2 separate regions of the Mus musculus genome follow, and region 2 is linked to region 1. A link is a loop called in an ENCODE intact Hi-C map of the cell type or tissue named here. Cell type or tissue: heart. All regions are shown on one strand. Links, peaks and the distances in the headings refer to the core of each region. The heading gives the core; the rest is flanking DNA.

Region 1 (3,932 bases), core at 467-2,966:
GTGTTATTATAGATGTTGCTCAGTGGTAGTATGCTTGCCTATCATGTGTAAGACACTGGATTTGACTTCTAACATTACACAGAGGTTATCAACATATTGAATGGTTTTGCTTATTATTTATATTTTGAGCTTTTTAAAAGACTTATTTGTGTGTATGAATGCTTCTCCTGAATGTATCTGTGTGTATCGCATGCATGCTTGGTGCCCATGGAAGTTAGAAAAGAGCATCATATCCCTTGGAACTGGGGTTATAGATGGTTGTGAGCTAGCTTGTGGGTGCTGGGATGAACCCAGATTATCTGCAAGAGCAACAAACCATCTCTTCAGCCCTGACTGAATGGTTTAAAAGCATTATTCTTAGGGAAGTCTAAACGGAATTGTCTGAACCTATGCCCATTTCCCTGAGCCGCCACATATGTGAAGGTATTGCTTAAAACTCACAACAGTCTTCCACCCTCCCACCCCCTGCTAGGCTTCCGACCATTTTCTGAAATCTTAACTTCCATTTCCCAATACAAAGCTACAAATTATGCTAGTGGGTGGTTGGGAACAAAGTGTGGGCCATAAGAACCAGGGAAAGGAAGAGTGCATACATCAGCCTGCTCAGTTTATTGTCTCAGCCTAGCGTTTGAAACAGTGATGTAGCAATTGTTCTATCGCCACAGTAACTTTTGTGGGAATTATTTCCTGAGCCTTCAGATCTTACATTGCACAAAGAAGTGTTTAAGGGCCCTGTTCATTGCTTTGTGAATAATAAGCACTTAGTATTTCTTGATTGAATTTTTAGAGCTGTCCCTTGTATTTTAAGTCTTACTGCTAGAACTTATGATTTTGGGATCACTTTAATCCGTAGGAGTGTTTTTAGACCGATGAAACGCTCTTGGATTTCACCTGGAGAATGAAGTGTCTTAACTGGTAGATTTTAAGTCACCATTTGCAATGTTTTAGGATTAAAATGTATTAGGCTTCAATGAACAGTTTAAACGGCATTAATGTTATAACAGCTTTAAAGCAAAGCTAACATGGATATAAATCCACACTCTTTTTTTTTTTTTTTTTTGGTTTTTTGAGACAGGGTTTCTCCGTGTAGCGCTGGCTGTCCTGGAACTCACTTTGTAGACCAGGCTGGCCTCGAACTCAGAAATCCACCTGCCTCTGCCTCCCAAGGCATGCGCCACCACTGCCCGGCACAAATCCACACTCTTATCCTTAGTTTGCATTATTACTCTTGCGTGCACATAAAACTTGTATTCTCCATTTAAACCCTGCATTACATATAAAGTCTGACATGTTACATGGCTACCACAATTGCCATTTAGATGGCTGCATAAAAATGTGTTGCAGTTGATGTAATACAATTCACTATTAGGCTGCACTCTCACCCCAACCTTGCAAAACAAAATCCCAAAACAACCTGCATTATTTATTTGTCCAGAATAAGTTCTTATTAGTTGTAAGTCACCGCGTCAGAGTTACAGTCCTATTCATTTTCTTTTTTCCTCCTGGGACAGCAAAATACAGTACTGCGTGAGCTTTCCACACTATATCCACCTATCTTGTTCACAGTCTTTGGCCGCATTTGTATTATCTCCCTATGCTTGTCCTGGGCAGGGTTGGGGGAAGAATCGAGCAGGTAGGTAACCGGATATGGAGCACCAGGTGAGCCTGTGGAGGTGGCAATTACAATACTCAGAGCTAAGCACTCCTGGGAATTTGCTGGAGCGTTCGATGTGGGAATAGCATCTTGGCGAATTAATTCTTCGGACTTGGGTCTAACTTTACTCTCGCCAGCCTCTCAGAGCGCGCAGTGGGAGTATTACTCGGGCATTCTGCCCTGTAGGGACACAGGCGATCTTTCAGTGAGCTAGCTGGTCAGTAGGCCCCTCTGGTGCCATCGAGCCGGCGCCGCCGGGCGGTGTAGTTCGGGGCCCAGTCTGGGCCGTGGCGCACGCGCTGCCCGCAGCTCGCGCGGAGCCAGGCCTTCCTCTGGCGCCCCAGGCGCAGGAGACCTCGCCCACAAGCCCGCCCCCTCGCCGGCCCCGCCCACCGCAACCCCGCCCCGCCCGCCGGCCCCGCCCCCGTCTCCTCCCCGCCCCCAGGAGCCGACGAGTGGCGGCGGCGGCGGCGGCGGCAGCGGCTGCGGCCCCAGGACCGGGTTCTCTCAGACAAGAGGGCGGGCGGAGGAGGAAGCGGCCGAGCACCCGCCCGCCTCAGCAGACTTCGCACCGTCCGCTCCCAGGCCTCGCGGCACCGAGAAGGGGAGACCGAGGCGGACCGCGAGGACAAGAGGCGGCGGGGGCGCGGGGCGGAGGCGGCGCGGCCGGCCGCGGCTGCCGCTTTGTTGTGTGGCCCGGGCCGAGGAAGCAGAAGTGGGAGGAGGGGGGAGCTCTGCGTCCCGCTCCCTCCGCGGCTCATGGCGACGGCGCTCGGCACATCCGGGACCCTCCGGCCCTGGCGGCCGCGGCGCGGGCTGTTCGGACCCCGGCCCCGGCCGCTGTGGTGACTCCTCTGCGCCTCGCCGTCGGCCCAGCCCAGCCCAGTCCGCCCGCCCGCCCGCCGGCCCGCCGGCCGCGAGCGCCGCCGCCGCCGCCGCCGCCACCTCCCCCGCCGCTGGGGACATGTCTAACCCCGGAGGCCGGAGGAACGGGCCCGTCAAGCTGCGCCTGACAGGTGAGCTGGGCGGGCGGCTGTGGCGCCTGTGGGCAAGCAGAGGGCCGGGGTCGCGGTCGGTGGTGGCGTTGGACGGGAATCCGGGCGTGGGAAGGCCTAGTTTAGGGAGTCATTGGAGAACCACTTAGCTGGGGTTGGGAAATTCTTCAGAACGCCCAGTGTGTGGCCCGTGGGTCTCCCGTGGAGGGCGGATTTGAGGTCCTGAAGTCTCGTTTCCTGGGGTCACAGGAGCAGCCCCTGGGCTCCTGCCCAGGTGGGGTCGGGAAAGGGATTACTGAATCCAGTTGCTGACTGCGCGCGGTAAACACTCCTTAAACATGGAGTGAGTGCTTAACGGGAGAGTGCTTGTGTTCCCGGGTTGTTAACTTGGACACCTACCTATGCCCGGCAGTGAAACCTTTACTCTCCAGTGCTGCCAACCTCTGTGGCCAGTGCCACACACCTTAAACGCACGTCTCTGGGAGGGAGGGACCGAGACTGTGGTTGGCTTTTCCGGCGTGTCTGCCTGATCCCACGACTCCCGGCTCATTGTACACTCTGTGTTTTGGAAGTTGTTTGATTGTAGGGTAGCATGTTTGGGGTTGTTCCTTGTAGGCCGCAGAACTAGTTGCTCATGTCTTAACTCCAGACCTGGTTTAGAATCCCTTGCTTTGCAATGTGTTTCTCAGTCTGGACGCATACGAACTTTTAAGCTAACTTTCACTAGTCCTCTCCACACTTCTCACCCTCTTTCTAAATGGAAAGGAATGCTCAGAGGGATTTGGGAAAGACTGTTTAATGTTCCCAGCTGCAGGGAGTTGTTAACATATTACAGGTATAATTTGCTTACGATGCCACTTCTGATATTCTTCCGTGGTCAACGTCCCCCTCCTTTTAAGGAAAAATTGCGTTTGGTTTAAAGCGTGTAATTGAAACTATTGTCCCTCTGCTAGCTAGTCACGTCATTCACAGCAAGTAAATTGTCCACATTTATATTCAGATGTGTGGTGAAGAAGACGGCATTTTGTAGTTGGTTCATATGCATTTGCGCCAGCGAAGGATAAGCTGTAATTATGTTTGCCCACACTAAACTTTGAGATTTCTGTGGGTGAACTTTGTAGTTGAATGTTTGTGTGTTAACCGGCAGTCCATCGGCTGTACTTTCTAGGTAGCTTGAAGTGAATTTGGTATTTGAGAACTTAGTTGGAATGTATGTTGGCTACAGAGTAAAATACTTTACTTTTGAGGCTGAAGAGATGGCACAGTAGTTAAATGTATCCTGT
Region 2 (3,932 bases), core at 976-3,475, 60 kb before region 1:
GTTAACTTCATTTTTACCCAACCCGAAGATAGCTCTGGCTGTCTTGGGAGCAGGATGGTCTTGAACTCACAGAGATCCACCTGCCTCTGTCTCTGGGAGAGACGTGAGAGCAGAAGTTCAAAGTCATTCTTTTTTTTTTTAAGATTTTATTTATTTGTTTATTTGTTTATTTATTTATTATATGTAAGTACACTGTTGCCGTCTTCAGACACTCCAGAAGAGGGAGTCAGATTTCGTTACGGATGGTTGTGAGCCACCATGTGGTTGCTGGGATTTGAACTCCGGACCTTCAGAAGAGCAGTTGGGTGCTCTTACCCACTGAGCCATCTCACCAGCCCCCCAAAGTCATTCTTGACTACAGAGCAAGTTTAAAGCCAGCTGGGACTCTGTAATACTCTGTCCTCTCCCACCAACCCCCCCCCAACAAAACAAACAAACAAACAAACAAACAAACAAAACCACAGACCAATCCAACAAAACAAAAGTCCTCAGAGCGTGTTCTGTGCTTCCCACATTGACAATCTAGCCTGTCTCTTTCAGGTAAAAATGGAAAGACATTCTCCTCTCCTTGTGCAAAGAAATGACTCATCATTCCCTTCCCGGAACTAATGTGGAGAGAGCTAGCAGGTTTCTAACATACTTCAGCTGTTCAGGAAATACTTTAAATAATTTCCTGCTGCAGAGGCTAAGAGGAAGGCCAACCAACTGGAAAGGCGTGTGCCTGCTCTCTCTCTGTCTGTCTCTGTCGTTATCTATCTCTCTGTCTCTCTCTACCTCTGTCTGACCTCAAGTTCAGTTCAGAAGGGCCCTTTACCCGTTCATGTAACACTCTGGACAGTCATCCTTTTTATGTGGAATTTGTTTGTTTGTTTTGAGGCCGGGTTTCTCATTGTAGTCTTGATTGGCCTGGAACTCACTCTGTAGACCAGGCTGGGCTCGAACTCAAGAGATCCAATTTGAGTACTGGGATTAAAGGCATTCACCACCACCACCATTTGGAGGGATTGTTATTTTTAAGAACGTGGATGTGAGAATCCTGGTATCTTAGACTTCCATTGTATTCTGGGCTTCCTAAGAAACCTTACAAATCTAAGTTAATTAAGCCTGGTAAGTCCTCTCTGTCATTATTGAAAGGTAGCCAGCTCTGAGATAGACTGGTTACCCTGGACAACAAATAGTGGCCAGATGGGAAGCCAGAGGCCCAAAGCAATGGCAAGGAAGAATGGAGTTAGGCAATGAGTAATTAATTGCCTCCCTCCTTTGCTTCAGCCTGCAGCAGGCCTCAAATGACTGCCATTTCTAACTGGGTCATTGAAACATTAGAGCAAACTTTCAGGTAATGGCTTAAGGGAAAAAAAAAAAAACAGAAAAAAAAAAAGCCTAAGATTCTAGTCTATTTAAATTGTTGGTTCTAAAGGCAGATTTTGAAATTCCCCTTCCCTCAGGGGGCATGTCACAGTGTGGAGACAGTTTTGGTTGTCACATGTGAGACAGGGCTATTTTACTGCCTCTGAACGTCCATAATGCATACAATAGGCCTCAGTAAAGACACATCCATGCTTAGGAATGTCAACAGCTTGGAGGTTACAAGCCCTGTGTTACTGTTGTTGTTACAAACTCTGTGTTACAGTTGTTGTTGTTACAAACCCTGTGTTACTGTTGTTGTTGTTGTTACAAACTCTGTGTTACTGTTGTTGTTACAAACTCTGTGTTACTGTTGTTGTTACAAACCCTGTGTTACTGTTGTTGTTGTTACAAACTCTGTGTTACTGTTGTTGTTGTTACAAACCCTGTGTTACTGTTGTTGTTGTTACAAACTCTGTGTTACTGTTGTTGTTGTTACAAACTCTGTGTTACTGTTGTTGTTGTTACAAACTCTGTGTTACTGTTGTTATTGTTACAAACTCTGTGTTACTGTTGTTGTTACAAACCCTGTGTTACTGTTGTTGTTACAAACTCTGTGTTACTGTTGTTGTTGTTACAAACTCTGTGTTACTGTTGTTGTTGTTACAAACCCTGTGTTGCTGTTGTTCACTAATGAGAGTAAATCCTCCCTCTGTAATCAGGCTTTGCCAGGACATCACAGTAATCCTCCCTCCTTAGCTTCCCAAGTGCTGGGGTTACAGGTGTGGGTCCTCACATGCGGATGAGACCCTGGCTTAAAGATTCAGGAGACAGCATGCCTTTTATCCCAGCACTTGGGAGACAGAGGCAGGTGGATTTCTAAGTTCGAGGCTAGTCTGGTCTACAAAAGTGAGTGCCAGGACAGCCAGGGCTACACAGAGAAACCCTGTCTTGAAAAACCAAAAAAAAAAAAAAAAAAAAAAAGATTCAGGAGACAGCTTCCAGGTACCCCAGGCTAAGCTGGAATCAGCCACCAGGGAAACACCCTGGGATTGGTTTATTTATTTACTTATGCATTTTATCTATTTTGAGGCAGGGTCTGATAAACCAGGTTGGCTGTGCATACTCAGCCTAAGGAAAGGTTTAAAAGCCTGGAAGGCTCCTTGCAACTAGAAAGATAACCACAGGGAGGCAGTAGAGTTTAGGGCGTTAGAACCTTGCTCTTGAATTCCATTTGCGTTGCCATCCAGGCTGGACGCCTCCAGACCGCTGTGTGGCCTTCAGCAAGTTGTTTAACTGCTCTGTGCGGCACAGCTCCCCAAGGTAGAGATGAAACTGCTATCGACTTCCTAAATGAAATTATGAGTGATGCCAGCTCTCGATTAGTTTTAGGGTTAAAAATTAAAAGCGAGTAGGGCAGGACACAACTTGGTTTTGGATTCACTCCGTAGCTGAGGATAACACTGGATTCTTGACTTTTGTGCCTCCACCTCCAAAGTACTGGAATTGCAGTGTAAATGCTGAATAGCTCCCCCAACAAATCCATTCCTATTAGATTAAGTTCACTGCAGTGCAGGTATCTCAGTGTGTGTGTGTGTGTGTGGGGGGTGTCTATGTCCAAAGGCTTTTGAGGGGAGGTTTCTCAGGAATTTGGTCCAGAGCACAGAAGTCACTGTTCCCATGGGGCCCAAGTTGCCTTTCTCCAGATTGTAAGCTGGCCTTGAACTCACAGAGATCCTCCCATCTCTGCCCCTGGATGGTGGAATTCAGGTGTGTACCACCACTCTTGGCAAATAGATGAAACTTATATTTATTTAATGTACTGTACAATGTTGAGGGTTTACCTGCATGTATGTGTGCATGTACGTATGTATGTATGCATGTGTGTATGTGGCTATGTACATATACTGTACCCAGTGTCTACAGAGGCCAGAAGAGGGAGGGCACTGGATCTCTCTTGAACTGAACTCACAGATGCTTGTGAACCACCATAGTGTGCTGGCTTTGCTCAGTTTGCCCGCAGGAGTCCCTGTGGGGTTTCCTTTTAAAGAGTTATCTTGAAAATCATGTCTGTGTCTGTGTGTAAGTATGTACACGTGTGTTCAGGGACCTGAGGAGGCCAGAGGCACCAGATCAGATGGAGTTACAGTGCCCCATGCGGCTGTAGGGAACCTGACTCAGGTCTGCAGGGAGAACGCTAAGTACCTCAACCAAGGCATCTCTCCAACTGCTATCTTTTTGCTTCATATAGGTAAGTGCATCTCTTGTCTAACAGCATGAATAACCTCAATTTTAAGGAGCCGTGTGCTTTCTGTGGTTCGGGACCTACTTATAGCCTGCAGAAGTGGCCATGCACTGCAATTTTCCAGACACATTTGCCCTTTGTAGTCCTGTTCCCAGCAGGTGCCAAGGTGGCAGAAAGAGATGTCTATCTTTTCCATACAATTTAAAATATTCATTCATTTGTTTGTTTATTTATTTGTTTTTGGCTAGGCATAGCTTAAATTCTAGCACTGGGAAGGCAGAATCAGGCATATCTCTATGAATTTGAGGCCAGCCTGATCTACATAATGAGACCCTGTCTAAAA

What was found. Peaks named below come from ENCODE experiments on the same cell type or tissue, not always from the same donor. Only the 100,000 strongest peaks of a DNase experiment are listed, where the experiment ranks them.
Region 2: a loop joins it to region 1, with 5 times the contacts of the local background. A loop is called at or near these places in 15 of 42 quality-filtered maps.

The regions. Positions count from the first base shown.
Region 1 is chr11:106,918,919-106,922,850 of GRCm38, reverse strand. It overlaps Smurf2 (SMAD specific E3 ubiquitin protein ligase 2), which reads left to right and starts at 2,136. Exons shown (of 19, transcript NM_025481.3): 1 at 2,136-2,670. The coding sequence starts at 2,619. In heart, for the core only: a CTCF peak has its summit at 1,878; DNase peaks (open chromatin) are centred at 2,030 and 2,740; H3K4me3 peaks cover 1,561 bases; H3K27ac peaks cover 1,513 bases.
Region 2 is chr11:106,979,249-106,983,180 of GRCm38, reverse strand. No RefSeq gene overlaps it. Among named protein-coding and RNA genes, the nearest start is that of Gm39424, 18 kb to the left of the region's middle. In heart, for the core only: a CTCF peak has its summit at 2,523; a DNase peak (open chromatin) is centred at 2,590.